2 separate regions of the Mus musculus genome follow, and region 2 is linked to region 1. The links are chromatin loops, found by intact Hi-C in ENCODE. Cell type or tissue: gastrocnemius. All regions are shown on one strand. Each heading gives the region's core, and the rest is flanking DNA. Links, peaks and the distances in the headings are about the cores only.

Region 1 (15,506 bases), core at 4,755-12,754:
ACAAACAAACAAAAAGACAATTTAAAAGTATCTCAACTGGAAATATAGCTCAGTAGTGGAACATGTGCCTCGCATGTGTTCCATTCCCACTACTGAATTTTTTTTTAAGTTTGCTGGATATAGTAGTGCACACCTGTAATCCCAGCTGTTGGGAGGTAGAGGCAGGAAGGTTAATTCAAGGTTATCCTTGACTATACAGCAAGTTTGAAGCCAGAATGGGCTATGTGAAACCTTGCCTTAAAATAGTAAATTTAAATCCCAGCACTTGGGAGGCAGAGGCAGACAGATTTCTGAGTTCGAGGCCAGCCTGGTCTACAGAGTGAGTTCCAGGACAGCCAGGACTATACAGAGAAACCCTGTCTCGAAAAACAAAAAACAAACAAACAAACACAAAATAGTAAATTTAATTTTTCTATCTCATTAAGCAATACGAATGTTTAGAAACTGAGACCATTGACAGTTTGAGTATTCCACAAAAGTAGAACACAGGAAATGTCCAACCCTTGGAGATCACACCCAGTTAAGCCAGGACTGGCTGGGTTGGGTGCCGTCTAGTAGGAAAGCATTTGCCTAACCCAGTAGTTCTCAACCTCGTGGTGACCCCCAACCATAAAATTATTTTTGTTGCTAATTTATAACTGTAATTTTGCTACTGTTATGAATCATAATGTAAGTACTGATATGAATCATAATGTAAGTACTGGGTTTACTGATGGTCTTAAGGCCACCCCCACCCCCGTGAAAGGACTGTTTGATCCCCAGGGGGTTGTGACCCACAGGTTGAGAACCACTGACCTAACCCAACCAAGGTTCTTGGTTCATTCATCAGAAGAGGTGAGCTACAGTGAAAGCTGTCTGTGACAAAGCAGAGCTCAAAGGAGGCCTGAGGCTAACGAAGGTGAAGACTCAGATTAATTGCAATGACAAAAAAAGCCCAGCTGAGACTTTGTTCTCTGGTTAAGTCTCGGGAAGAGCATTTTAGACAAGTGTAGCAAGCTTAGAAAGGAAAAAAATACAAAATATATGGCTAAGTATTAAAGAGGCACCAGGAAGTAAAATGGAACTGAATCCTGTATTTAAGGATATTAAATTGAATTAAGGGAGTAGTAACCTGGGACAAGATCCCACCCAGCTAAATGTAGGTCCAGGCATGGTAGTATAAGCCTTTAATCCAAGGAGGCAAAGACAAGCAGATCTCTGAGTTCAAGGCCAGCCTAGAACAGAGCAAGTTCTAGGTGAAGAACAACTTGAATTCAGGCTTGGTGGACCACACCTTTAACCCCAGTGCATAGGAGACAGGCATGCAGATCTCTTCAAAGTCGTCTATAGAGCAAGTTCCAGGACAGCCAAGCTTACACAGTGAAGGAACTAGAAAACAGAAAGCTAGTGATAACGTAATAGAACAAGGGGGCCACGTTCCAGCCTCAGCAAGCTGCAGAACTCGGTAGCTTTGGCCATGTGGCTCTGACCAGAATAGAAGGGACTACTGGGACAACTGATGCTGGTTAGCTGGAGCTAAGAAATTAGCAGTGATTAAGAAGAGACTAGCAGCCGGGTGTGGTGGCATACGCCTTTAATCCCAGCACTCAGGAGGCAGATTTCTGAGTTCGAGGCCAGCCTGGTCTACAAAGTGAGTTCCAGGACAGCCAGGGCTATACAGAGAAACCCTGTCTCGACCCCCCGACCCCTCCCCCCCAAAAAAGAAGAGACTAGCATCACTGAGGTGAAATCTTCTGGGAAGTGTTTTCTGAGAGCACAAAGAAACTGTGTTCCAGAGATAGCCAAGGTTGTACCTCATACTGCAGTTGTACTTGGTAATGTATAAGAATCACCCAGGTGGTACTGCTTTTAAAGGCATGAAAGGGTTATGAAGAGCAGCTGAGGCTTGGCACTGTGAGAGGCCATGGAAAGCCATTGGTGAAGGTGCAGCCTCAGTTACTGTTGATGGTCCAGGACTGAAGGAGCCATGCAAAGGATTTGAGGCTTGGCACCATGAAAGGGAGCCTATGAAAGGTTATTTGTTGGTGAAGCCTAGTTGCAGCAGAAGACCCCAGCATATTGGAGATGCCAGTACCATGGGATGATCACAAGAACAGCATAAGCAGTGGAGTGGAGTCAACCTGAATTTAGAGTGCTACAGAAGGCAAAGCTGGAGAAGTGATGCCAGCCCTTGGGAGGAGCCCAGAAGATCATGTGTGGCTCCCAGACATTGAAACAAGAAGCTGGAACATTGAAGTTGCCTTGGAGACCCCAAGATGTTTGAGATGCCAGAGCTATCTGCTGAGGAAAGCTGCTAACGGTGTAGAACCAGCCCAGGAGAAAGAAGTTTGTTGCAGTCAACAAAGATGAAAACGGAGTTGGAGATCTGAACACTGCTTTGACATCAGACATGGAGATGCAGAGTTTGGAGTTTGCCTAGCTGGTTTTCTGTCTTGCTTTGGGGATTACAGTTAAGTGATTGGATGAATGTCAGAAGAGGCTTTGGACTTTTAACATTGTTGAGTCTGCTATAGACTATGGGAACTTTTGAAGTTGGACTAAATATATTTTACGTTATGCTAGGTTTAGGTGTGGCCCCCATAAACTCATATGTTTGAACAAGTCACTGGGGACCAGGGAGTGGAATGTTATGGTTTGTATATGCTCAGTCCAGGGAGTGGCACTATTAGAAGATGTGGCCCTGTTTGAGTAGGTGTGTCACTGTGGGTGTGGACTTTAAGACCCTCTTTTTAGCTGCCTGGAAGCCAGTATTCTGCTAGCTGCCTTCAGATAAAGATGTTAAACTCTCAGCTCTGCCTGTACCATGCCTGCCTAGATGCTGCAATGCTCCCACCTGGATGATAATGGACTGAACCTCTGAAAGTGTAAGCCAGCCCCAATTAAATGTTGTCCTTAAAAGACTTGCCTTGGTCATAGTGTCAGTTCACAGCAGTAAAACCCTAACTAAGACACTTGGCCAGATTTACAGAACTGGTCACATGGATCCATGGTCTATGCATGCTATGGGTGACTAGTTGGGAAAGGCTACGTAAAAATAAAAACAAGGGGCTGGAGAGATGGCTCAGTAGTTAAGAGCACTGACTGCTCTTCCGAAGGTCCTGAGTTCAAATCCCAGCAACCACATGGTGGTTTACAACTATCCGTAATGAGATCTGACACCCTCTACTGGTGTGTCTAAAAACAGCTACAGTGTACTTATATATAATAAATAAATCTTTAAAATAAATAAATAAATAAATAACAAATAAAACAGAATTGTGGGGCTGGAGAGATGGCTTAGAGGTTAAGAGCACTGACTGCCCTTCCAAAGGTCCTGAGTTGAATTCCCAGCAACCACATGGTGGCTCACAACCATAATGAGATCTGATGCCCCCTTCTGGTGCGTCTGAAGACAGCAACAGTGTACTTACATATAATAGATAAATAAATCTTAAAAACAACAACAACAAAAACCAGAATTGTAGTACAATTTCATCTCTTTTGAAATCAGTTTTATTATTACATTTATCTAAGTGGGGGAGGGGGGTGGAGGGGGGTGGCTATAGTGTGTGCCTAGAAGCCAGAGGACAGCTTTCAGGAGATGGTTCTCTGCACTTGTGGGATATGAGGATTGAACTCAGGTACCCAGCCTTGGCAGCATGCACCTTTGCCTGCTGAGCCGTCTGGCTGGTCCCTTGCCTTTTGAGTAAGCATTTGCAAGGTCACAAGAAAGTATCAGCAGACTATTCCTCCCTGGTCAGAAAGCATGGGAGAAGGGCTCAGCTATGTCAGGGATGCTAAAAAGCAAATGTTACTCACAAACCGGCTACTAGCTTACTGGTCCAGGCTGACTCTAGGATTCTGCTGCAAACACCCTTTCCTCACAGTCTTGGGAGTCCATTTACTGTGCCTGGAAGATTGCCAGCAGAGGGCCTGGTCATCTTCACATAACCACTTGGTACAGCCTGTTGGAGGACAGAACTTTTCCTGGAGGAGATGTAACACACACAGCTACGCACTCCAACTATGGAATCCACAGCAGACCCAATTTTACAGGATTTACACCAGAGACCAACTTGAACTAATAAAGTTTTCTTGGGGTTACTACAAGAGCAGAAATGACTTGGACAACTGCATCGCCAAAGCTCACTCCAACATGGGTGACATGGCTCACAAGACTGGGCACCTGGAGCAACTGCACAGCCTGTAAGGATCAATAGGCTGAGATACCTTTCCCAGGTATCTCAGTCAACCTCTTCTAGACAGCTTGGCTGGTTTCTGCTCCTCCCAGGCAGCTGGTGTGGCTTGAGAGTCTTTTTAGCTCAGCTTCCTTCCCTCTGAGTACTGTCAGCTTTTATTGCTTTCTGGGGCCGGGAGGGGCCTAGTGAATCTGGTCAGTTTTAGGGATCCAGTAACAACAGGTCTCTATCAGGGACCCATTAGTAGAAACAGGCTAAGATGCTGAGTTAGTATGTGGCAGGATGAAGAAGGGCAGGAGGGTTCCTAGCAGCTGTAATGTGGCTCTGCTAGCTATGAACGAGAGCCATTATCTACAGGGTTAGGTGCCTTTCACTGCCAGCTACATCTTGAGCTTCAGAGTTAAAAGGTGCCGGGACAAGCCCGACAGACAGTATTGCTTCCAGGGCAGTGAGGATTTGACACAGTGCTGCTTCAACTGGGTAAGCAACTATACTCCTCACGGCTGACAGTCAACTCAGTACACATCCACAAACTCAACTCAAACCAGGGTCTTACCTGTATGTCCCTGGCTGCCATCTACCAAAGCAAGCAATTCATGTTGGTATAAGAAAACCCAAGTAGCCACCTCTGATAGCCAGGCAGGACAGGAATTGCAGTGGAGGGAGCCAGCGACCCATAGAAACTGAGGGAACAGCCAACTAATGACTGGCCCAACTTGAAACCCATCCCACAAGAGCCAACCAGGGACACTGCTAATGACACTCTTCTATGCTTGCAGACAGGAGCCTGAGTTAACTGTCTTCTGAGAAGCTTCATCTAGCAACGATGGAAACATGCAGAGACCCACAGTCAAACAGCAGGTGGAGCTAGGGGAGTCTTAGGCAAGTGGCTGAGGGAGCTGAAGGGATCATCTCAGACCTAAAGTAAACTAACCTGGGCCCATGGGGACTCAGAGAGACTGAACCACCAACCAGAGCATGTGTGGGCTGGACCTAGGCCCCTTACACATATGTAACAATTGCTAACAATTGCGTATCTTGGGTCTTCATGTGAATTCCCTAACAATTGGAGGGGGGATTGAGTCTTGTCTGCCCTTGGATCACTATCCCCTAGCTGGGCTGCTTTGTCCGGCCAGTGGGAGATGTGCTTAGTCCTGACTCTATGTAGCAGGGAGGGTTGGTGCTTAAGGGGGTGGGGGGCCTTCACCTTCTCTGACGTGAGAGGAAGTGAGGGTTTCAATCAGGTTATAAACTGATTAAAAACAAAAAAATGGGGGCTAGAGATAGCTCAACTGATAAGTGCACTGACTGCTCTTCTAGAGTTCAATTCCCAGCAACCACATGGTGGCTCATAACCATCTGTAATAGGATCAGATGCCCTCTTCTGGTGTGTCTGAAGACAGCTAGTGTATCCTATACATAAAAAAAATTTTTTTAAATCCAAAGCCCACAGAATAAAGCTGTTTCTCAAATGCCAGACCCCAGCTTCTCTGTTGGTGACACTGCTTCAATCAGCCATAACTGCTGGGTAATAAATGATTAGTAAGGAGCCATCTATTCAAGGATGCTTTTTTAAGGGAGGGGGGAGATTTCCCCTACTTGTAAAAACTGGAGAGAACTCGCTATTTGGCAGATCAAACTTCAAATCTTAAAAAAAAAATGTTATTCACAACTCCTACAGCAAATACTAGAGATGACTCAGAAAACTGAGGCAAAGCAGAAATGATATATATTTAAGTTCTTCCAATAAATAATGTAAATCTCTGCACTCTGGTTAAACACACGTAAGCAGCTCCCACATTTAACTGTTACAAAAATCAGAAAGTCATAAAGGTTCTACATTCTATACCAGGTTTACACACAATGTATTAATTCAAGACATCTAAATGAGGTTTCATCCCAGTCAGGGGAGAGGGTCTTCACCTGATCATAGCATAGCACATACATCAAATTTGAGTCTTGCAATCAGTCTGCTGAAGCTAGAATGCACAGTATGAGTTCCTTCCACCTTCCCCACTGTATTTAAGTCATCTACCTTCTTTGGGGAGAAAAAAACAAAACAAAACAAACACCAACAACTATGTGAAGGTATCCACCCTTCTAGGAACTTTGGTAGACTGGACCAGCAGAGCACACGGAATGGCTTGCTGTAAATACATCTGAGCAACACAGTTGTGCCGGGATCACACACCTAAGTCTCAACTAACACTATCACATCAGAGAAGCCCACCCTACTCCTCAGTGGCAGTAGCCCTAGCATTTCCTCTCCTGCACAACCTATATAAACCCCGTGGGAGAAAAAAAAGATCAGCTGCTGTAATACTGTAACAGCCTACCATGAATTTTTTGAGACAGGTCTCTCAGTCCTGGAACTTGCTCTGTAGACTAAGGTTGGGGGCAAACTCAAGAGATCCTCCTGCCTCTACCTCCTGAGACTACCACTCAATATAGGAGCCAATATTTGAAAGCAGAGGACATCTTAGAGAACCAACATTAGACATGGAAATGAAGAAATGTAGTCCATCTCAGAAAACCCTCAAGCTTCCGTCCGTCAACTGCAGTTCTAACTTCTGAAGGCCTAGGTTACAGAAATTGTCAACTGCAATCCTTAAACATCTGATGCGTACATACTTAAATCTTTAGTTTTACACAAGGTCTTCTCTTAGGTTAAACTACCTGGCTAAATGCAGGTAGGGCAGATATCATCCTAGCTGAGTCACAGACAATCTAAATGTTTATGAAGGTAGGCACAAGGAGAACATAACTGAATAGACCTCAGGTAATAGCAGAAGCATTTTAAACTATAATATGGCACAAGCTCCCTCGTGTTAGTGGCTTTAATAAGCAAGGGATGATTCACTTGTTTAGATTATTTGAAATACAACTTTATTCTGATTCTAAACGAAAAGAATGGGAATGACAGTAACAAACAAGATTTCCCCACTGGATATTGCGATGGGACTGCAGCAGTCTTATCTTTGAAATTCAGAAAGGAAACAACTCTGTTCCAAACAGCTAAATATGCAAGTCCAAAAAATGAAGGTATGTTTAACTGCCACATTCACTCGAAGCCCATTCATCTCCTTCAGCATCCCAATGAAGTACACGATCTGCTTAGCTAAATAAGGTGGCACACGCGCTGCACCGCTGACATCACAGGACAGTTGCCTATAAAACTAGACTTCTGACGCAGGGCTCCAGCTTCACTTTCTCACAGGTCATCATCCTCATCTGGGAGAGCAGTCGTCTGAGCAACCTGGAGCAACAAACAAAAACAAAACAGTGCAGATCAGAACTACCATTACCAAGTCAGGCCGAGCACCACCAGGACTGGTTAAGTGCGCACAGCCAGCTCTTCTAATGACCGGAGCTTGATTCCTAGCACCCCACATGTCTGGGCAGATCCAATGCCAACCTCTGCAGAAACTAGGCAAAGTGCACACACACACACGAAAACAAAACACTGTAAAAAAAGAACAAATACCTCTAAATCATGCTCGTACTGTGCTGCCAAAGCTGGGTCCATGACCACCTCAGGTGGGGCAAGAGCAGGCATGGCAACAAACTCCAAGTTAGGATCTCCAATGAGCTTTCTGGCAAGCCAGAGGAAAGGCTTTTCAAAGTTGTAGTTACTTTTGGCAGAAATGTCATAGTACTGTTTTAAAAGAAAAAGGAATGTATGCTTAATGATTCTATTAATAATCTCCATTCCAGGACATTCTAAACAAAGACATTTTATAATCCACATTAAAACCCTCTGACCAATTTTTAATATAGAACATATACGGGTACCTTATATACAATCTTCTCTAAGAATGAACCGAGAAATTAGAACGTACCTGAAGATTCTTCTTCCGGTGGAAGACAATAGATTTTGCCTTCACTTTCCTGTCTTTAATATCCACTTTGTTGCCACACAATACAATGGGGATGTTTTCACACACTCGTACCAGATCTCTATGCCAGTTAGGTACATTCTTGTAAGTAACTCTTGAGGTTACATCAAACATTATAATGGCACACTGGGCTGAAAAACATTGGAGACAGTAGAGTGTCTTAGTCTACTGCAGGACTCAGTCATCATCTTGGGCCTGACTCTGGATCACCCATCAACCCACTCCATTCAAAAGTCCTCCCTGTCCCCCACTAAAAAGTTAGATGGTAAAACATGGCACACTGACTCCAATTCCTCTTCAAATGAAAACTCCAAAAGTCAAGACCAATTCACTCTATCAACTACCTTCTTCTCCTCAAGGCACCTAATCACTAACTACCAACTGCTGGCCCATCAAAGTTCATCAAAGTTCAAACACCAGTCTTCTAAAATCTGAGCCCAGGTTTCTATAACCTACCCTGCAGGGATGGTGAGGATACAGTTTAAGAGGAAGCACGTGAGCATCCCCATTTTTTTGGTTAAAAAGTTAACCCCGGTTATAAACACCCCTTTGCCTTTACATGCGAAGAAGCCAAAGAACGAATTTTCTCATCATGCTAGTAAGATCACAAGGATATTCATTCGTCTTTAAACACCAACAGACTCTTTCCCCACTAAGCTTTTTCGATTACTTTCAAGGAGAAAAGTAAAAGTACAGTTTCCATGAGGCGGCAGGTTTCACGTGTGAGAGAGGGCCTGGCTCCAGGAGGGGCTAGAGGTTTAGTATCTTGGGGCAAATGCTCACTACTTATTTTAATGATGGGAATAATCACGGGTAAGCTACTGCGTGTAGCCCTTAATTCAAGTTTCGAAAACCAAAAAGTGACCCGGGAGCTTTCCCAATAGCTTAGTCTCCTACTAAGTTCTGAAGCCACACAGTTTGCCCCAAATCAATGCCTAGCATGACACAGCATATGATCAAACGACACCACGGACGATTCTTATAAAAGAAAAAAAAAATCTCCTATCCACTCCAACCAGGTCGCCTCCCTCCAAGAGATTTCTGTCCCCTCTCCTTAGTCACCCGGCAACGGCTGGCTCTCCGGCTCATACCCCAAGCACATGTCCGAGGGCCTGGGCCCACTTCCGCAAGGCCCCCCTCACCTTGGATGTAGTAGCCATCGCGCAGGCCCCCGAACTTCTCCTGGCCGGCCGTGTCCCACACGTTGAACTTGATGGGTCCTCTGTTGGTATGGAAGACGAGCGGGTGCACCTCCACGCCCAGGGTGGCTGCGGGGAACAGGGCGGCAGAAGGGGTCAGCCGTGCACTGCCCGCCGCCTTCCCCCGGAGGCCTCGCTGCCGTGAAGCACCCCCGGCCGCACCTACCTACATACTTCTTCTCAAACTCGCCCGTCAAGTGGCGCTTCACGAAGGTTGTCTTCCCGGTGCCGCCGTCGCCCACCAGGACGAGCTAGATTCAAGAGACGAGGCGGCGGCGTGAGCGGTCCCCGCCATGCCGTCCCCTCCCGACCTCCCCGCTCGCTCGCCCTCCGAGGGCCCCCGTGCGGCCGCACACGCACCTTGAACTGGACCTGCGGCTCTCCCTGGGCGGCCATCGCGGCGGATCCTGCGGGGAGAGAGAGCGGCTGCGGCACGTGCGCCCCACAAAGGCCGCGGCCGGGAAGAGCGCGCGGGAAGGCGGGGACGCGGCGTGAGACGGTGGGGGGAAGGGAAGCGGGCTGAAAAAGCCCAGGGCGCTGCCCGTCCGCCTCGCCTCGCCTCGTCGCCAGCGCCGCCCCGCGCCCACCCGAAGGACACCCAAACCCTCCGGTCACCGCCCGCGCCCGCGCCCGCACCCTCCCGGCCTCGACGCTACCTTCCAGAAGAGTCTCCGCGCCTGTCCGACTGGAGCTGGAAAGATGGCGGAAGCGCGATTCAAATGCCGGAGACGCAGCGGACGCCGGCGCGCGGAGGGGGGGAGGAGCCGGGAGAGGGCGGAGCAACGGCGCCGCGCCCAACCACGCGGCGCGCGTGCACGCGCACGTCCGCTGGAGCCGTCCGACTCGGCCGGGGGCCCTCGGAGCGCCCAGGGCGGGAGAGGGGCGGCGGGTCACGTGGGCCGGCCGAGCGGGGACGCGCACGCACGCGGACCGTGAAGGGCCCGCGGGAGCCGGCGCTGAGCGCGGGCTGCCACGCGCATGCGCTGGCTGCGGGAGGCCGCGCGTTACGCGGGCGGCGGCCTAGCCAGGGGCCTCGTGGGCGGGAAAGGCGGGTGCTGCTTCTCGGTCGCTCGCTGCCGCTCAGCGGGCACCGCCCGACCTTCGTCCCCAAGTCCTGTGTCCACAGGCACCGGGGATCTCGCGGGCGGGCGATCGCTAAGTGTGCGCGGCCGCCGTCTGCAGAATGAATGGAGGGAATGAATGAGGGTGCGCGCGCCCGAGGCCCGGCTTGCGTCAGCCATGCGTGCCCGGCATGGACACGGCCTGGCCTTCCTGGGAGGATGGGACCGGATGCAGTTAGTCCAGGCGTTCAGCATCCCAGGGCCCTTCCTCTGTTGCGTGGTCTGAGTAATCTGTCTCGCAGAAGATACCCTACCCTGGCTCCCTCCTGAGCAGCAATTGACCAGCAAATACAGATGCTGCTGGGGAAATGGAAAATGTATCTCTGATGACCAGAGCTTGGGGGCCCTGCTGTTACTTTGTACTATGCAATCTAAAAGGAGCCAGCACAGGCCTTAGGGTTCCAAGGCTAGCCTGGGCAACTTAGGTAGAAGACAGGTGGGAAAGTGTGCACAAAAACTATAACATAACGTTAACATAGTATGTTTAATGGAACGTCAGTTACATATTTATATAAATACAAAGTTACTATATTTTGGAGTATATGTAACAAGTCGGCTACAAGGGGCTATGCTGTGAGCTGTATTCAATAGAGGATATAACAGGAGGTGGAGATCAAACAGAGTTTAGGAGAAAAACGGTCAACCCGCCTAGTTCCAGTTTGGTAGATTGTTGATACAATGTAGCACCTGGTGCTGGGTGGTGACATCACCAGTGACCCTCTCCCCGAGAAAACTTATCATGAACTTACTTGTCCTGGCAACCAGCCTGCCGAACCGCATCATCTGGTGGCCTGGTTTGTGTTACTAACTGGCCCACGCTTAGAACTTACAAAGAACCTCATCCTAAGAAGCCGAGGGAAACAAGAGAATACACTCAAGCGGGCATAGGCGCAGCTCTCCCTGCAAGCACTGTCTGGACTGCCCACTGCTGCCTGGTTTACAGCATTTTCTTTGCCATCCAACGTGAACTGCAAACCTATTCTTAGCCTGAACTTTAAAACTTAACATGTATGAGTACTGGGGGTGTGGGTGTTGGTCGGGAGACAGCTATAGACAGGCTATTTGTACAGCCTTGGGGGGAAAGTTGCTGTTGCGGAAGGGATTGTAGCTTGTGATGGTTAGTCTACTGGATTTAGGGTTGTGAAGGGTGTGTCTCTTGTACTCACAGAGAGGTTTAACTGAACCTGGGCAGTACCCTAGACTGAACAAAATGGAGACCAGCATCGGTCTCTCTGCTTCCTGACTGTGGATACAATGTAACCAGCCACCTCACACTCTCACCATTATGCCTTCCATCTTCTGCAGATGTAATAAATTGTACCATTGGAATTGTGAGCCAAAAAGAAACTAGCCAAAAGTTGCTTTTTATCAAGTATTTTTGTCTAGCGATGAGAAAAATAGCTAATTGTATTTTCTTCTAAAACCCCAAATCTTTAGTATAATTTGAATTTGAGATCTCTCCTGTGTTGGATATTTCATCCCCCACCAACCATGCTGTTTTAGACTTGTGACCTAGTGAGTGACTGGGGGGTGGGGGGTGGGGTGTCAGCCTTAAAGAGTATATCCTGTAGTGTGAGCTCCCACCACCATGGAATGAGACCGAAGCCATACCATCCTACTATGATAAACTGTATCCGCCATGAACCAAGGTAAGTCCTTTCTCCACACTTGATTCTTTCCAGTATTTTTGGTCACAGGGGCAAGAGGAGTTGCTAACACGCCTGCTCTTTCATATGTCTTATTGTCCACTTTCTTCCTCTTAAGGTATACATGTATATCTGGTTGGTTAATATCTGTGGTCAACTTGATTGAAGGTAGAATTAACTAAGGGACATGCCTCTCTATAGGTCATCAGGGCATTTCCAGGAGGCCATTAAATGAGGTAGGAGGACTCTCCTCCAGGGTAGGCAACATCTTCCCTAAGTGGTCCAGATAGAGAGGTCCTAGGAGAAAGCAACCCTGCTTCCCCTTCCTTCCTGCTGCTGAGTATGTCTCTCTCATTGCTGCAGCTGTTGTACTCAGCTGGCATCAAACTCAACATCTTCAGCTTCCACCATGGACCATTGGGATTCCTAAGGCATTCAGCCTTATGGACCGAACAGTTCCTGGTTCCTCAGGCTCTCCAACATTTAGGTAACCATTGTTGGGCCACCTAACCCATATTCTGTAGTCCATTTGAAAACACACACACACACACACACACACACACACACACACACACACACACATTTTATTGGTTCTGTTCCTCTAGAGAACCCTGACTAGTGCATTGTTTTAAGCATCTGTTTATTTGCACTGCGTGAATAGGTCAGAGGACAACACTGAGATCAGTTCTCTCCTTCCATCATATGGGTCCTGAGGATTGAACTCAGGGAGTCAGGCATGGCAGTTTTACCCCCTAAGCCACCCAAAGGTCCTAATACAATGCTACACACACACACAAATAAATAAATACAAATACATACCTGTGTATTTTAAGAAATCAATTTAAGAAAATTTTTTAAGAATCAAGACCTGTTGTTTATGTATGATACTTCCTCTGTAATGTTTGAGGGTGTAGGGTACACAATGTTTGTGTGTATTTCTTTTTTTCTAAATGATTTATTTTTATTTCCTATGTACTAGTAGTTTTGCCTGAATGTCTGTATGATGGTGTTGGATCCCATGGAACTGGAATTACAGAATAGTTGTGAGCTGTCTTGTAGGTGCTGGGAATTGAACCCAGGTCCTCTGGAAGAGCAGGTAGTACTCTTAACGACCGAGTCACCTCTACAGTCCCAAATGTATTTTTTAAAACTAAGGTCATTTGGCTACACAACTTTGGAATCCTGACCAATACCTTGAGTTTAACATTTTTTATTTTGTTTCCTAATCTTTAGAACTTAATCCCATTTGTGACATCAACACCATGTCTGGGACCCATCCCAGAGTTCCCTGTTGCTTTGGTCCTCAGGTCCCCTTGTGTCTTTGAATCTAAGCAGTCCCTTGACACCTGCAGGGTATATGTTGGATCACTCATTTTGCAGGACATCCCTGCTGTTGCTTGAATATAGAGTGTCCCTCATAGGCCCTGTGTTAAAGGCTTCACCTCGGCCTGGCAATAAGGAGATGTGGTGGAGATATTAAGATACTATGTTGCCTAGAGAGGGGCTTGAGGTTGTGGGAGTTACACACTTCACAGGAACTATGGGGCCCTAGTCTCTTTCTCTTTCTCTCTTTCTCTTCCTCTTTCTCTTTCTCTTTCTCTTTCTCTTTCTCTTTCTCTTTCTCTTTCTCTTTCTCGCCATGAGCTAAGGTTTTTTTTTTTTAGTTCTGCTTGTTCTGTTTTTTGTTTGTTTGTTTGTTTGGTTGGTTGGTTTTTTTTTCTATCCTATGTTCCTGCCATGATTTGTTGCCTGCCCACAGGCCCAACGCAATGGACTAGCTAACTGACCCCAGGCTGAATCCTTTAAACCCGTGAGTGTCAAAGCTTCAAAGCTTTCTTACCACAGGGTGATATCTCCAGGCATAGGTTGGATGGCAGCCGAAAGCTGACAGAACCTCCATCTGGATGGTGTCCAATATGTCCTTGTAATTAACTTCTGGACGTGCAGCTTGAATAGTAATACCATAGGAGTACTGGTGTGACCACCATCAAAACTTCAAAGGCAGGCTGGATGGCTCAGCGGGTAAGAGCACTGACTGCTCTTCCAAAGGTCCTGAGTTCAAATCCCAGCAACCACATGGTGGCTCACAACCATCCACAGTGAGATCTGATGCCCTCTTCTGGGGTATCTGAAGACAGCTACAGTGTACTTACATATAATAAATAAATAAATAAATAAATAAATAAATAAATAAATAAAATAAAAGACTTTAAAGGCACAGGACAACCTTTATAAACCCACCCCACACCCTCCTCCAGCCATTCCTTCTCACTCTAGGTACCCTACCTCATGTCTCTCCCTCCTCCCTCCTCCCCTGTTCCTCTTCTCTCCCCGTTACTCTTTGGAGGCCTTCATGACCTTTCTGAGTCTTATTGCAGCCAAGCTTGCTCTTGTTCCAAGGCCTTTGCACTTACTCTCTGTCTAAAGGCTGCCCCCAACCCCCACCCCCTGGCCTAACAGGCTCCTCTCCTTGAATGGCCCAGCCTGAATATACTGCCCAGTTACAGTCTCACACCCAGGCTTTCCCCGATCATCAAAGCACCTACTCGTCTTCCCAAAGCACATAACTGGAAATACCGGGACCAGTCTTTCATAGTCAGCACATTGTTGCCGTGATTATTTATTTATTTATTTATTTTTATTTTGTTGGTTTTTTGAGATAGGGTTTCTCTGTGTAGCCCTAGCTGTCCTAGAACTCACTCTGTAGACTAGGCTGGCCTCGAACTCAAAAATCTGCCTGCCTCTGCCTCTCGAGTCCTGGGATTAAAGGCATGCACCACCACTGCCTGGCTTGGTGTGATTTTTTTTAAAGCTATTTTATTAGATTATTATATCTCTACCTTCTTTCTAAACTTATTACACCCTAGTCCCTCCCAACCTTCCTAACACTAGGTAGGAGAGAAAGGAGGTTAGAAGGGAAAGTGGGTATAGATATCTTTCAGCCAACAAAAAAGACTACTTCCTGCTGATTAGGAGTGATTCTTTGAGGTAAATCCAATCGTCAAACAGCAACAACAGAAACCAGGAGCAGCAGGGACCTAACAGCCTCCTCAGACCTTCCCAGGGCTCTCCCATTAAACTATCTTCAGAATTAAACTATCTGCAGCCGGCAAAAAATAAATAAATTAATTAATTAATTAAAATAAAATAAAATAAAATAAAAAAATCACTCCCCTGCAAGTGCACGAGTCAGATCATAACCACCTGCTGTGAAGCAGCCTCTTTTCTCACATCTGGGATTAAAACAAAAATATTTTCACATAACCTAACTGGATTTTTTTAAGGACCCCAAATTCTCACTGCACAGCATGGTCCACAGAGCCCTGAACACAACGCACACTCACTCAGTAGTCTTTGAACCACCAACTGTACCTTCAGCTCCTTCTGAATGTACAGTGAGCACTCAGAAATAGCAGAGCCGTGGTCTAGTAGGAAGCATGGTGATTCAAAGCTAGGAGGGTGCTTC
Region 2 (15,506 bases), core at 3,992-11,991, 480 kb before region 1:
AAGATCCAAGATCAAGTCCCAGCACCTTCAGGCTCACATTTGCCTGTAACTCTTTCCTTCTGGCCTCCTTAAGTACCTGAATACACAGTTAATCGTAAATAAATGTGTTTAGTATAAAATATAGGTAATATAGCAAATGGTTCTTTAGGCTCAATTTCAATGGGCCTCTAATGTAAAATAGTCTGCTTTGGAACTGCAGACGTAGTACATATCAGAATATGGAATGGAAAGATGGCTTATTGATTAAGAACTCTTTCTGCTCTTCCAGGGAGCCATGCTTGATGTCCAACACCCATCCATATTAGGCAACTCCAGTTCCAGGGAATTTCACACCCTCTTCTGGCTTCTGAGGGAACCTGCACTCATGTGCACAAATCCCCACAGACATGTATAATTTAAAATGAATCTTAAAAAAAACAAAAACAAAAACAAGAACCCAAAAATATGTGTCACTGTAAAACTTAGGATATTAACTCCTCAGGTAAACATTTTCAGCTCTCACCAAAGCAAAAGAGTTACAAGAAGGAAACAGGGAAACAAACCTAAGAGTAAGCACAGAAATTTCTACCCGGATTTGAAAGACATCCAAAGGAGGGCAAGGCACCACCTTCCCTCCCAGGATTCAGGAAAAGAGCAAGAGCCTCACGTCCACGCTGACTGAGGGTGGCCACACCAGGGAGGAGAGTGTCGGGGGGACTGTGGGTGGGTCATGGTGTCTCCTGTCCACCTGACAATTTACACTGCCAACCACAAAACCTCCAACAGTTATACCTTCAACACTTGCTACTGAGTGAAAATAATGTCAAAGAAGACACATTTTCCTGGCATGGACCCTCAGGAACCCTTTCCAAACATGACTTATAAACAATGGACTGGAGGCACATGCCTGTCACCGCAGCACTTGTGGGAGTGGAGGAGAGAGGATCAGGAGTTCAAGGCCAATCTTAGCTACACACTCAGCCTGAGGCCAGCCTGGGTTACAGGAGGCTCAGTTTCAATCCTAATTTAAAAGGAGACTGGTGAAACAGCTTGTCAGATGAAACACCAAACTGGAGCCTCAACAGAGACAGGCAGGTGCATTCAGAGCCCTCTCTCTGCTTTCCTCATCCATGGGAGGGCAGCCAGGACATGTCACATGGACCCAAGAGTGTCCAGTGAATGTGCAGTAAAGAGCAAGTGCCTCTACAACTCACAGCAGACAAAGCCAGAACTTTGCTAACCTCAAGACTGCTCCAGCACAACCGTTTCCACATCGGTATGTAAATGGCGGCATCTTAGCTGGACCCTAGAGATCCCCACCGAACTCCACACAGACTCCACACAACTCTCTGGTGCGCTAGCTGCTGCCTTTCCTCTCTTCTTCCCTTGCCCTTCCTTTTCTTGTTCTAAAACATACATTCTTTAAAAGTATTATGTGTATGCGTGTGTGCCTTCATGAAGTTATCTGTACTGTGTGTGCAGGGGCTTGAAGAGGATTGAGTGCATGGAGTCCCTGAACCCCTGAGTTCATCTGGAACAGAACCAGGGTCAGAAAGCAATCTATTACTGAGCCATCTCTCCAGCCCTCCTTCTCGTTTTCGGAGATAGGGTCCCAGCCTGGAGCACTTGGGCTAGCTTGGGACTTGCGATCCTCCTGCCTTAGCCTCTCAAGCTCTAAGACAACAGCTGCGCAACCCCACACCTAATGTCCATTTTTCTTTAGAGGTAAGTGGGCTGTGCTCTTTTACATACAACTCACAAATGATCTTGCAGCACAGAGCATCTAAACAGCGGCTGGCTGTGTTTTACTCCACACTCTCATGCACCATGGTGAACAGCAATAAACAAGGCCAGTGGGGAGGCACACATACCAGCTCCACATCAGACGGGACGCTTAATCCTAAAGGGGCGATGAAAGGTTCTTCATTTTCTTCCAAGTTTTCAGCCTCATTTTTTTCTGTTACAAAAAAAAAAAAAAAAAAAAAAAAAAGAAGAAGAAGAAGAACTTCAGTATGATAACCAACCAACAGCAAGCAAAGATAGTGTGGGCTTTTCCTGACTCTGTACTGGTACACTACTCCTTCTAGAAATCCCTTCTTCCAGCTCCTGATCCACCCTTTGAAGAGCACCATTCACGGATTCCAAAGAGGTGGGGGGAGATGCAACAACAGGCAGGATTCTGGGCATAGGCTTCTCTTACACCTGTCTCTGTGCTTTAGTGAAGCCCAGCTCACTTCCCTGGTGTAAGGGAGCTAACTTTACATGGCCACCTCCCCCAGAGCACAATGCTTTCAGCTTAGCAGACACTCAGTAATTGTGTGTCTAAATGTGAGCACGGGCTTGCCACAGTGCATATGGGAACATCAGGGGACAAGCTTGGGTGTTAGCTCTTGCCTTCCACTTGAGACAGAAGCTCTAGGTTGTTTCTGCAGTCTTCAGGCTACTGAACAGGGGCTCTTACTCTACCTCCCACCGCCCATGGCTGCACCTGTTGTCACTTTCCAGTTTTTACATGGCTCCCCATGGATGTGCATCTACTGCTTCTACCAACTTCCACAGACCCCTGATGAGTGACCTTAAAGTCATTAAAGTCCTCTGACGTTACTACACACATAGTATCTCAGTCTGCTCTGTGCTAACTGGGTAATTTTCTTAGCATGCTGGGGATAAAGCCTAGCTCTTCTCTACCTCTGAGCTATGTCTGCCTCTCCCAAGCCCTTGTTTAAGACAGATGCATTAAACTGGTGTCAAAACCACCTCCAACTATTTCTGTGGGTCCCAGATAGTAACAGAGGTAATAGCCAAAGCCCCCCCAAATCAATCCTGATCACCAAACTATAAATCAAATCATCTCTACCCAAGCAAACCACTCTCTTTTAAAAGAGTAATCAAGACACATTTTAAAATCTCTTTTTATTGTTGTCCATTTAACATCTTCTGCTATATCTTTTCTGAATTCTAAGGTACTAATACACCTCAATAGCCAACTGAATCTTTACCAATTTATTTACTTTTAAAATTACATTCTTTTGTGTGTGGCTGCACATGTGTGGAGGTCAGAGAACAACTTGTGGGAGTCACTGCGTGGGTTCTGAAGCTCACATCACTGAGAACCGCTAATGTGACAATGATGACCTCAGAGCTCACAGAAGGGCTCTGCTTACACTCTAAGTGCTTGGAGGTTTTGGCAGCATTGTTTTCCAAAGGTGCCACATTAGCCTAGGGAGAGCACGGACTTCAAACTTTAATGTTATACTAACAGTCTCGTCTTTTCTTTAGTGTCAACAAGCCCATTAGGTGTCTTTCCACTGGATGCTTCTGCTGGAAACAGGATATGCAGAAGAGATTCATAGGAGACAAAGGAATATTAACAACTGCTAGGCAAAACTGACTTGCAGATGTCCCCAGAATGGACACTGACACTATGGAAGTGTGGTGGTCAGAATAAGAATGGCCTCCATAGGCGAATGTATCTGAATGCTTAGTCACCAGAAAGGGGCTTAAAGTCACTCCCTATAACGTTTCAAAGAATTACTAGGATTAGCAGCCGTGGTCTTGTTGGAAGAAGAGTGTCACCGGTGGTGGGGTGTGAAGTTACAAAAGCCCATGCCTAGCCCAGAGTCTCTCTGTCTCTCTCAGCCTAAGGAGTCCTTCTCAGCCATTGCCCATCTGTCTGCATGCCGACGTGCTCCCCATCGTGATGATAATGAATTAAAAGCCTCTGACGTTATAAGCTAGCCCCAGCTCACTGCTTTCTCTTCTAAGAGCTGCCTTGGTCAAGACACGATGACTAAGACAGGAAGAATGTGTGTTCAGTGCAGAAGCAGGATCCCATGATGGGGAACTCAGTGAGATTCACCCTAAGAGGAGCAGGCGAGAAGCCACTGGGTCCAGGCAACTAATCAAAATCAGAGGTCCTGTCTCTCCACTCTACTCACAGCTCAGCGCCTAGTCTCTAGCTTTGCTCCAATAAGAAAAGGGCCCAAGCCGGGCAGTGGTGGCGTACACCTTTGATCCCAGCACTTGGGAGGCAGAGGCAGGTGGGATTCTGAGTTTGAGGCCAGCCTGGTCTACAGAGTGAGTTCCAGGACTGCACAGAGAAACCCTATCTCGAAAAAGACGAGAAAAAAAAAGGGCCCTCACTAGTGTCCCAAACGGTGGTGCTGTGGTCACTGCCCACCAGGGACAGGCCTTCCTTCCCCTCACCTCTCTGCTTCGAAGGCTCCTCCTCTTCCGTGGGCTCTGACGGGTCATAATAGTCGCTGCCGTAAGTGAACCCTACGGCACTGTAGTTTCCATCCTCCGCCAGCGCTTCACTCAATCTTTTGTATTCTTCCTCTTGAATAAAAATGAGACTCTTATTAACAAAAATGGAAGTTTACTGAGAAAAACTTCATACACTTCTAGAGTGCAGCTATCAGTGAACCATACAATACACTTTTTCAAATATTTTTCAATTTTTTTTTTTTTTTGAGGAGAAAACGTTTCTGGAAATGACACTTGGTATCTATTGGCACGTAGTTTTTGCCAGTGTGTGTTTACCCACAGATAGAAGAATACACGTCTTTTATGGGAAATTTCTTCCTGCTGAGGAAACTTTGGGATTAAGAACTGTATTAAAGATCACTAAGGCAAAGACAAGAACATCGACTTTAATTCATACAACACTGTTAAAGAAGAACAGTTAAAGAGTTTTGTTTTTTGGTTTTTTGTTTTTGTGTTTTTTCAAATCCCAGTCTGCCCTCAAAAGCTGGGAAAATTCTCTGTGGCTCTACATATAAACTATCCTGAGGTCCTCTCAGAACGCAAAGACTCCTGTTTTTCCAATCCACTGGGTACTGTCAAGATAATATCAGAAAGAGTGAGTATAAAAATGAACGGGAGTAACTTTTTAAATACTTAAAATTTTAAAAAGGTGTGGCTGAAGTAAGTCTTTCTTGAGCAGTACCTTGCCTTGCCTCCTCCTCAAGCAAGTCCGTATGCAAGGCTAAATACCTCTCTTCATCACACAGCGCCTCTACCCGAGCCTCCTCTTCAGACAGCTGGTAGTCTCGGTTCCACGTGGCGTACTCAGCATCGTACGCAGAGAGGTCATGCAGGTGACCACGCCCGTCGTATCTGTAATGTGAACAGGCTGGTCACTGGAGGGAAGTCTACACCCATGCTGGTTGTGTGTGACACTCTATGCACATACTTACCAATTAAACTAATGAAATAAAAATATTAAAACAAATGCAAAGCTTCAGATTTATACTTAATATGCCTAGTCATCTCTCTCCTACTTTTAAACTGGAGTAATCATAACAAAATCTAAGCACCTCTCTACAGCACAACAGAACTTAGAGCTAAAGGCAGACAATCCTTTAGAGCAGAAAACGTACCCCCTTGCTAGCAGTTCTTACCATGTATGCTTTGGTCAACCATTCAATGCCACTTGCAAAAAAAATATCTGTTCTCAGTAGTTAAATATTACAGCTTACATTCACACAGACCGAGTCCATAAATACCTATCCGACAGAACCAAACGGGCGAAATTTCCTCGCTTCTTCCTGCTAGTCCCGAACTCTCAGGAGAGATCTTCACCAAAGAAACTTGCGTCCATTGGAGGTAAAATCTTGGCTAGGCTTGCCCCTAGCCACTTGGCTGAGGAGAGAAGTGCTGGGTTATGTGGTAGAGAGACACACATACAAAGGAACAGTGACATATACATGCAGTTTAAGGAGGTTCACTGCAAACACGGCAAAACCATCGGAAGGCGCAGCATCAGTATGTCCCTTTAACTTTAAGTCCCAGGATGAAGACACATCGTTGCAGACCAATGGGCACTTTACCAACTTAGGAATAAGGAGCACGTTCTGCTATGTTTGAACATAAGACTCAATGGAGATGCTGTCACTGTACAGCTGCCAGACAACAATTTAAATCTCAAATTTAGGTTGCACAGGTGAATTCGGAGTGACAAACCAAAGTTGGCATGATATATTAATGTTGACTTTTGTGATGGAGACCAAATTAAGGAAGGAAAACATACACCACAGGAAAAAGGCCAAAATTTCCTGGGAACCCCAACGGTTTCATTTTATTATCAAAATCTGCTTAACTTTGATGTAAACCTCCTTAACTTACAAATGTATTATTTTCAAATATTACACATATACATGTGTGGTGTTTGCTCCCCACCGGTTTTGGGAGGTCTAACTCATATCATGCACAGAATGATATGGAAACTGCATACGGAGTAGAGGTTTCAGCATTTGCCCAACTTTTGACAGTACACATCCCCACGAGTGCCTGGGAAGCAGCATCACTGGCTATCAACCGAGCGAGGTTCAAAGGCATAGCACCTTCCAGCAGAGTGGACCATCAGATCCAGAGCCGATCTGATAGGCAACACTCCCTTCACAAGTCCTTTCTTCCTAGATCTCTCCCCAAATGGAGACGTAAGGGATCGGAAAGGCCTACTGGTCATTAACCGTGTCCGTTCTGGCCAGCTCACAGGTAATCCCTACAGTCATGCAAGTTCCAAGTCTTTGCAGCATCCAGTTTTACTTGTCTCAAACGATGGGTTTACTTCACTTGGAGAAAACCACGCCACAGCTTAATGGTTGCTCACAGTTAGTCCTGGGCCCAGAAGCAATATCGCCCAACGGAAGGACAAATACCCAAACCCGGGATGGTGGAGAAAGAAAGAGAGATGGAAAAAATGAGGAGAGAGGTGGGGAGCAAAACACCCAATCATGTAATGCCATCCTTTTCAAATCAAACACCATCAGAAATTCACGTTCCCACCCCTTTACCCTCAACTCCAGGCACCCTTCAGTGGGTGTGATTTGAAAAGAACCAACACAAAGGTATAAACCCAGCTCCACCCTTCGGCTTTAGAAAACAGTGAAACCAGCTCTAAGAACGCTACCCCCTAAGAGCAAGGTCCGCACGGGTCGACCGGCTTCCAACAAGACAGCAACTTCACCCACTACCGCGGTTGGGCAAATGGTCGCAATAACCGCGGGGAAGGGCTCGCCCGGACGCCAAAAGTCAAGCCGGCCAGAGACGGTTCAGGCTACCTCACGGGGTTGGGGGGTCCAAAAGAAGCTTCTACCCACGGGCCTCGGCGTGCGGCGCTTCGGAGGAACAAAAGCGCACTCCCGGACTCCCTCCCCGCACAGCCAGCGGAGGGACAGCGGCACCCGCCCCACGGCGCGGGCGGGCGGGCCCCGGACAGCTTCCACCCGCGCTGAGTCGCCAGCGGCAGCCCGGGCTCGAGGGGTTGTGGGAGCAGAGTCGATCCCTCCGGCGACGGGGAGGCGCCAGCTCTGGCCGGAGCCTTAGGGCCGGTTTCACCGTCCCCTCCCCCCGGACGCCGGGGAACGTGGGGGGCAGGGAGGCCCCCCGAGTCCCCGGGCTCCGCAAAACCCCCTTTTTCGGTCCCGGCCATCAAGTCAACATCAGGCGAAATCAAGCGGGCGAGGGAGGGGAGGGTCGACGGGTGGGGGGAGGAACCGACCTGTCGATGAGGATCTTGGGGTCCCCCATCCAGGGGATGAGGTGCTGTCCCTGTTCCTGGGCCAAAGCCCGCTCGTCGTCGCGGAACAACTTGCAGGCATAGCCGAAAACCAGAAGCTCCACCCGGTTGCCCCCAGTGCCGGTGCCGCCCGGCCCGGCCTCCTCCTTCACTCCGCCTTTCCTCTCCGGCTTGGCACGGCCCCCGCCGGCACCGTACATGACAGCGTCCCCGACGTCCGGGACGGTCTGCTGCTGGGCCGAACAACGTCCCCGATGCCTCGCCTGGCCTACCCACTCAGTCACAGGCGCCGCATCCTCTTCGCAACTTCAACACAGCCGCCATAGCGAGCCACAAAATGGAGGAGACGCAACTTCCGGTAGGAAACCCGCTCTTTCCGGAGGTGAGAGTGGTAGATTCGCCACGTCCGCAAGCTGTTTGAGCCGCTAAAAAATTAAGTAGATGTTAGTTTTCGTTGTCCAACTTGATCTTGCGATGGTAAGTTGTGTTTATGGAAAGAAATTTATTTCTGCCATTTTTTGGAGGCCTCCTAGGATGTGACGAAAGCGCGGTTGGTGGCCGCGCGCCAACTTCTACTGTCGTTGGAGGGCGGCCGCCAGGTGTGGAGACAAGTGGGGATCTTGTTGGGAACGCGTCTTTGCCGTCCTAGTGAGACAGTTTGCTCCTTTCTAACAGCCCGATTTTTAGATCACTAGGAAGCCTAGCCCTGGCCGCCTGACTGAGGGCGTTTCCAGGACTTGTGAGCCCTAAATATTCGGAGTGGCGGGCTTTCAGTGGCTACGGGCTTCAGTGGCGGAGAAAGACTCCAGCTAGGAGACAGCGCTACGGGTTGTTTCCTTCTGGGGAGCAGATTCTTTCCCTTTCCCTTTTTAAAATACAGGATGTCACTGTGATCCAAATTAGACTCGAACTCTGACTGTCCTAGCTCAGTTAAGATGCTAGTATTATCGACGTGAGGTCTGCAGGGCTGCAGTTTTTTCTGGTGTCTGACCCAGATGCTTGATTTTCTTTTTCCCCCTTTCAGTTCTGAACATGGACCCAGGGCCTCACCATTGCTAGGTAAAACACTATCATTGAGTTATATCATTGCTAGGTAAAACACTATCATTGAGTTATATCTGCAGCCCTTTTTGTTTTAGTTTCAAGATAGGGTCTTGCTTAGTGCCCCGGGGTGACATTTAACTTTAATTTTTTTTTTAATTTTTACTTATTTTGTGTGTATATGTGTAGGCGACTCGAGTTAGATCAAGTCCGACTGGATGGAAGGAGAGAAGAACTTCTCAGCCACGGACACCCCCCTCCCTCCCCAAATAACTTAGGTTTTTAAAAAGTGGATAGTGATTTAGAAAAACAACTGATGTTGACCTCTGGCCTCCATATGCATTTGTGTACACACGTGCACACACACATACAGACATGTACATAGTACACCAGAACGAATACTAAGTAAAATAGTTATGATGTGGAGAAGGTTGCTTTGCAGAAATGTTTGTGTCTACTTTTGAAACAGTTGGGAAAAAAAAAAAAGAAACGGTTGGAATTTTTGTCTTAACCTCAAGCCAAAATTCATTTAATGATTTTTTTTTAATGTAAAGTAACTCAGCGCACACACACACACACCAGCAGAGATGTCTCAGTTGATAAGTGCTTGCCTTACGCACATGAGCACCTGAGTTTGATTGCCAGAACCCATGCAAAAAGTACTGGGTGTGATGGCGATTGCTTATAATCCTTGTGCTCTAGAAGTAGAGACAGGTTGAGGTGTTGGGTTCCATGGCCATCTAACCTGCTTTACTTGGTGAGTTCTAGGCCAGTGAAAGGCCCTATATTACACTAGATGTACTTGAGATGGCACTTGAGAAATGACATCCAGTGTTGTTCTCTGACCCCCATACAGGCTATTTGAATTTCATCTAAGTCTTCCCTAAGAACCCAATGCCCTTTTACACTATAAGTCAGTGACTTATGATCCCCTAGGTAAAGACCTGCAGGCTGCCTTTTGGGACCACATACATCTGTGATATAGCTGGTGCATACACTGTTACTTCTTGCCCCAGGCGGCTTGCTCTCTGGTCCTTTTTTTAAATTTTTTTCGAGACAGGGTTTCTCTGTGTAGCCCTGGCTGTCCTTGAGTTTATTCTGTAGACCAGGCTGGCCTCGAACTCAGAAATCCGCCTGCCTCTGCCTCCCAAGTGCTAGGATCAAAGGCGTGCGCCACTACTGCCTGGCTTGCTCTCTGGCTGACTGGCTCACAATGCGATCTAGGCTTGTGTTGTCCTGTGGGCTTTATTTGTGGAAAATAAATTTGCTTTCTTGTAGCTTGTTGCATGAGTGTTTTCTGCTTCACCCGTTTGAGACATACTGCTAGCTAGCACACACAGAATGAACCCCACTTTGAGCTGTTGTGGCCTCTGTGGCTTCTGTGTTTGGAAGCCACCACTGGCAAGCCCTCCTGGATCGAGTCCCACAATTTATGTTGTGTTCTCTGAGTTTATTTATTTATTTATTTATTTGTTTATTTGAACAGGGGAAAGTTACAAACTAATATAGAAATCTCAACAGAAACTGCCCTGTTTTTATCTTCCGGGACCCTGGAAGCCACCACTGGCAAGCCCTCCTGGATCAAGTCCCACAATTTATGTTGTGTTCTCTGAGTTTATTTATTTATTTGGACAGGGGAAAGTTACAAGCTAATATAGAAATCTCAACAGAAACTGCCCTGTTTATGTTGTGTTCTCTGAGTTTGTTTGTTTGTTTGTTTGTTCATTTGGACAGGGGAAAGTTACAAGCTAATATAGAAATCTCAACAGAAACTGCCCTGTTTTTATCTTCCGGGATCCTGGCTGGCTTTATCAGAAAACCTCTAGTATGTAAAATTACCAAGAAGACCTGGACTCATAGATTAGTCTTGATCCAAGGAGGTTGGAACTCTGTCTAGTGGTACACATAGTTGATGTGTACATAAGAACTACAAGTTCCATGGGCAAACTGCAGCTTCGAAGCTTTTTTTTTTTTTCGAGACAGAATCTCATGTAGCCCAGGCTGGCCTCAAACTTGCTATGTAGCCAAGGATTACCTTGAACTTCCGATCTTCCTGCATCTACTTCCTGAGTGCTGCTATTATAGGAGTGCGCCTGGTTATACGGTTCTGTGGATGGAACCCAGAGCCTCATATGTCCTAGGCAGGCACTTTACAAATGGAACTGTATCCCTAGCCCTATACTTGGGTTTAACACCAACTTGAGAGGCACCCAGATTAAACAACGCCCTTAGAGCTTGCTAAGGCTGCTTCTCTCCGGAATGTGCCACCTGTCACCTATTTCAAAGGAAGCTTGGTATATACATAGGTGACCTTCTGACATCAAAAAGTACAGATGCAGTGAAGCATGTCAATGCTTCTAAACCTTCCTATCACTTGGATCCTTTAATACAGTTCCTCATGTTGTGGTGACCCCCCAACCATGTAATTATTTTTTGTTGCTACTTCATACCTGTAATCTTGCTACTGTTAAGAATCGTAATAGAATTATCTGTTTTTTCTGATGGTCTTAGGCAACCCTTGTGAAAGGGTCATTCGACCCCTCCAAAGGGATCTTGACCTATGGTGTTGGGGCAGGGAGCTCTAACCCAGAGTTTTGTGCATGCTAGTCGAGCACTTCAGTTAAGTCCCAACATCCTGTTTTGCTGTTTGGTTGAGATGGAGGTCTCGACGAAAATAGCCTAGGGTGACCTTGATCTTCCCGCCCCAGCCTTCAGAAACCTGCATCACCACAAACGCCCACCATCTTAAATAAAATAACCACCTTAAAATAAAAGTGCCTTGGTTGCAGTGTGTCCCAGGCTTCGCTTCCTCAGCGTGGCATTTTGACAGCTCAGTTTAGAGATGAATGAAATGGAACCCAGCCAGAGGCAGTGGCTGTTCACTGGCTGGCAAAGGAGAATTTTATTTCTGAGGTAAAGACAGGAGCTTATCTCAAATCTTCACAATTAATTTCGCCTCCCTCCTGCCTTTCCCTCACTTTTCTGAGAGCTCTAAGCCTCAGGGAAAGAATAATAACAACAACAATTTTTAGGTCCTAACAACTATGTTTAAATTTCCTTCCTTCTCCTTATCCCCAGTGAGTGTAAGGGGGCCTCGGAGTCAGCACAGAGCACATCCAGACACCAGATTCTCAGCACAACAGACATTTATTACTCTGGAGGGGCAATCGTGTCTTCGGGGTGGGGATGAGATGGAGGTTGCCTTTGGGTCAGACAAGACAGCAACGAGTGTTTCTGCAGGCATGGTTTTCAAAAGGAGAGAGAGAGAAAGAGAAGTCTGTGTTAGCATGGTAAATCCTGATTGAACATGTTATCCAGTGTAGTCAAATAATGAATTTTGATTGCAGCAGGACCTTGGTGGTTTAGTCAAGCATGGGGAAATGGCCAAATAAAAGAACAGACCTTGGTGGCTAGCTCCAGAAATGTAATCTAATGCTTTAGCAGGGGAGAAGGAAGGTGGGTGGGCAAGACCTACAGGTGCAGCCACGTTTGCCGTTCAGACCTGTTAGAGAGCCCTTCCACCAATGCTGTTCCTTAAGTTCAGGAGCCGCTGACGGGGAGGGGCTGGTAGAAAGGTAAGTCTGTGCTCAGCTCACTTTCTCCATTTTATGAAGTCCGGGACCCCAGCCCGTGGGGATAGTGCCACCCACAGACAGGGAAGCTGGGGTTTCTCACTTCAGTTATCCAGGCATTCATAGAGGCTTGTCTTCCAGGCCACTAAAGAGCCTACCAAGTTGTCCGTCAGTATTAAGTATCACCCACCCACTCCATCTTTGGGCCACTGGCAGGAAGTTTAGGTTTAAATCGAAGGGAAGAAGAATGCACAATTAAGCAGTCCTAGCTGGGTGGTGGCAGCACACACCTTTAATCCAGAACTCTGAGGCAATCCGATCTCTGTGAGTTCAAGGCCAGCTTGGTCTGTAAGTTCCAGGACAGCCAGAGCTACACAAAGAAACCGTCTCCAAAAACTAAAAACAAACACTAAAATAAAATGAAATTAAAAAAAAACAAAAAAACAAAAAAACTACTTGGCTTCAGTCTGACCTGCAAGATGGTCTGCTGAGTTATTGGAACTTCGTGAAATCTCAGCCTTCCTCCTTCCTTATCTAAATTATTATTATTATTATTATTATTATTTTGAGAATCTAACCAACAAGAGTAGGAAGCTCATTCACAGTCAAAACACATCTTAACATCCTTTCATCCTACCTATAAGAAGAGTTTCCTTGATTCTTTTTTTGCTTTTTTTTTTTCCCCAGACAGGGTTTCTCTGTGTAGCCCTGGCTGTCCTGGAACTCACTCTGTAGACCAGGCTGGTCTCAAACTCAGAAATCCACGTGCCTCTGCCTCCCAAGTGCTGGGATTAAAGGCGTGCACCACCACTGCCTGGTTCCTTGGCTCTTTTGACTTGTTTTTAACCTGTGGGCCTGCAGTCCTGTCCAGTACCCCTCAGAAACCACTCCATGGTCTCATTTGTGGAAATAGTAACAATTGTTTTTCAACAGTTCTTTGAACGATGTAACTTGTAACTTTCAGAAGTCAGTAAGACGGTATTCACAGCCAATGTGAAGACAGTCAAGGGTAGCTTTCTCATGACAGGTCCACACCATTTCAAATCCATTCTAAAACATTCCCCACTTCCACTCGTGTTTGTGTGTGTGTGTGTGTGTGTGTGTGTGTGTGTGTGTGTGATATGTATGCATGTGCGTGAGTCTAGAAGTCAGAGGACAACCTTGGGTGTTTAGTCCTCATCTTCTATCCTGATTGACATAGGGTCTTTTGTTCACTATGACACAAACCAGGCTAGCCAGCTGTGCACCTCAGGAGATTTAGCTGCCTCTGCCTCTCATCTCCTCATTGAAGTACTGGGCTTACAGACTAGTGCTACTACATCTGGCTTGACATGGGTTCTAGAGATCCAGCCTCAGATCTTTAGGCTTGCACCACAGGCAATTTACCCACTGAGCCATATCCCCAGCCCCTAAAGACATCTCTTTTCCTTTTTCCCTTTTCCTTTTTCTTTTCTTCTTTCTTCTTGAGACAGGGTTTCTCTGTGTAGCCTTGGCTCTTTTAGAACTTACTCTCTAGACCAGAGTGGCCTCGAACTCAGAGATTCACCTGCCCCTGCCTCCCCTTTCTTAATAAATTCCATCTCTGCTTCACACTAGACATCCTTTTCTAGGGCAAAGCCAAGAACCTCATTTTCACCTGAAGGAAGTTGTCTGAGGCACTTACCGGGTTCTGTGAGAGGCTGCATCTTCTGCTTTTGCTGACGGGATTATATGAACCCCTTGGCCCCTTTCCAACTTAGCTGCAATACCAGAGCTGGAAGCACAGAGAGAATTAAATTCATGTCAGATCATAAAAGAAGCGCCATTACTTATATAGCAGAGGTGGAGGGGAAAAGCCCAGGTGGCTGAGAGAGATGCTGTGACCTGCAAGTCTTGGATCAAATGTGTCTTGGAGACTGCGGGTCCCTAGGGAATTTATAATTGGCTTGCCCTTACACATAAGGGCCAATAGCAAGATTGCCACTTGGTTCTCCAAATGGACCCGACTGCCCTGCCCCTCCCCCACTCCCCATCTCATCATATAGCCAGGTGTAGCTTCAGACGAGACAGTCTCAAATTTAGGGCCAGTGCCGGATTATGAATTGAGAATGCCTGGTCATGCCTCAGGCTCCCCTGGAGACCTTTCCTCTGTGATGTGCAGCTTCCCATAGCTGTGATAAAATGCCTTTGGGTAGGAAGGGGCTCATAGTTTGGAGGTTTCGGTTCATGGCTACTTGGTCCATTGTTTCTGGGCAGTGGAGAGACCATTAAAGCAGAGAGGGTGTGGGAAGGGTCAGAGCCGCTCACTTCGCGGGATAGAGGGAGGAAGGGAGGAACACAGGGATGGAGTGGAAACAAACTATCTCCCTTAATCCACATGGCCTACTTTTTCCTATTAGGCCTCACTTCCCAAAGCATCCTCCATCTCCCAGCAGCCCACAGTTAAGCTATGAATCCATCAATGGATTAATCCACCAATAGGGCCAGAACCCCAGCTAGCTAAGACCGTCACCACAGTGGGAACCAAAACGTCAGCCCCTGAGCTTCAGATCCCATCCTAGATTGCTTTCTGTTGCTATGGTAAACACCACAAGCCTAAGGAATTATGGGAGGGAATGGCAGGAACTCAAGCCAGGCAGGGACGGAAACAGAGATGGTGGAGAGGTACTGCTTTCTGGCTTGATGCCTAGTTCAAGTTCAAAATATTATACAGGTTACGTTCTCATGCTCAGGAATGGCATGGCCCACAGTGTGTAGACCTCCCTCCATCAAATCACACAGTGTGTAGACCTCCCTCCATCAAATCACAATCGGGAAAATATCCCACACACATGCCCATAAGCCAATCCAATGGGGGGGGGGGGTGAGGCAATTCCTCAGTTGCGATTCTTCTCTTCCCAGATCGACAAAAACTCGGACAGATCCAGACCCTAAATGCCTAATAACAGCTAAAGCTACAGGAACGAAGACCCCAAACTAGCCCCTGTGAACTACGAGAGGGTGACAAGGAGAGTCCTCAGCACCGGCTCCACCCTCTCCAGCCCTGAGTGAGGACAAAGGCAGACATGACACTGTCCTCCATATGACCAATGAACCAAATGGGGCTGCAACTTCTCCTGGGTTCCTCTGATCAGATTCTTCCTCTGATAACTCAGCCTGGACCCCGATACCAACCACAGTGCCCTTATCAATTTAGAAAGGCCACTTACCTTACGCTCACATCCTTTGTGAAGGAACAATGGGCTCCTTTTCGCGATCATCTCCCTTTTAGATAAAGTGCATACAACGTACAGCATCGAGCAGCGTGGCTTTGACTCAGGTTTCAGGACATGGGCTCAAACCAGCTAAAGTTAGAGTAAGTTTCCCCAGTACTTCCCTTGTAGAAACCCATCCTCAAAGAGATGCTCACAAAG

The links. Hi-C counts contacts between places; a loop is a spot of excess contacts. Peaks named below come from ENCODE experiments on the same cell type or tissue, not always from the same donor. Only the 100,000 strongest peaks of a DNase experiment are listed, where the experiment ranks them.
Region 2: it touches region 1 in a loop (5-fold over the local background); 5 of 42 quality-filtered maps call a loop at or near these places.

What each region holds. Positions count from the first base shown.
Region 1 is chr5:129,014,702-129,030,207 of GRCm38, reverse strand. Ran (RAN, member RAS oncogene family) reads right to left here and starts at 10,052. Exons shown (of 7, transcript NM_009391.3): 1 at 9,930-10,052; 2 at 9,634-9,680; 3 at 9,440-9,524; 4 at 9,217-9,342; 5 at 8,018-8,205; 6 at 7,663-7,833; 7 at 5,887-7,434. The coding sequence starts at 9,669. The coding sequence ends at 7,390. In gastrocnemius, for the core only: a CTCF peak has its summit at 9,745; DNase peaks (open chromatin) are centred at 9,332, 10,109, 10,447 and 11,161; H3K4me3 peaks cover 2,577 bases; H3K27ac peaks cover 2,048 bases.
Region 2 is chr5:129,493,574-129,509,079 of GRCm38, reverse strand. Sfswap (splicing factor SWAP) reads right to left here and starts at 7,849. Exons shown (of 18, transcript NM_172276.3): 1 at 7,484-7,849; 2 at 4,928-5,097; 3 at 4,186-4,317; 4 at 1,851-1,936. The coding sequence starts at 7,701. Gm34468 (a long non-coding RNA gene) reads right to left here. Exons shown (of 3, transcript XR_377099.3): 1 at 15,303-15,506; 2 at 13,778-13,867; 3 at 11,663-11,776. It overlaps Gm40332 (a long non-coding RNA gene), which reads left to right and starts at 7,854. Exons shown (of 3, transcript XR_868547.2): 1 at 7,854-7,978; 2 at 8,526-8,560; 3 at 8,732-8,830. It overlaps Gm40333 (a long non-coding RNA gene), which reads left to right and starts at 14,586. Exons shown (of 2, transcript XR_868549.2): 1 at 14,586-14,757; 2 at 14,995-15,207. In gastrocnemius, for the core only: a CTCF peak has its summit at 8,073; DNase peaks (open chromatin) are centred at 5,048, 7,277, 7,884 and 8,032; H3K4me3 peaks cover 2,575 bases; H3K27ac peaks cover 1,740 bases.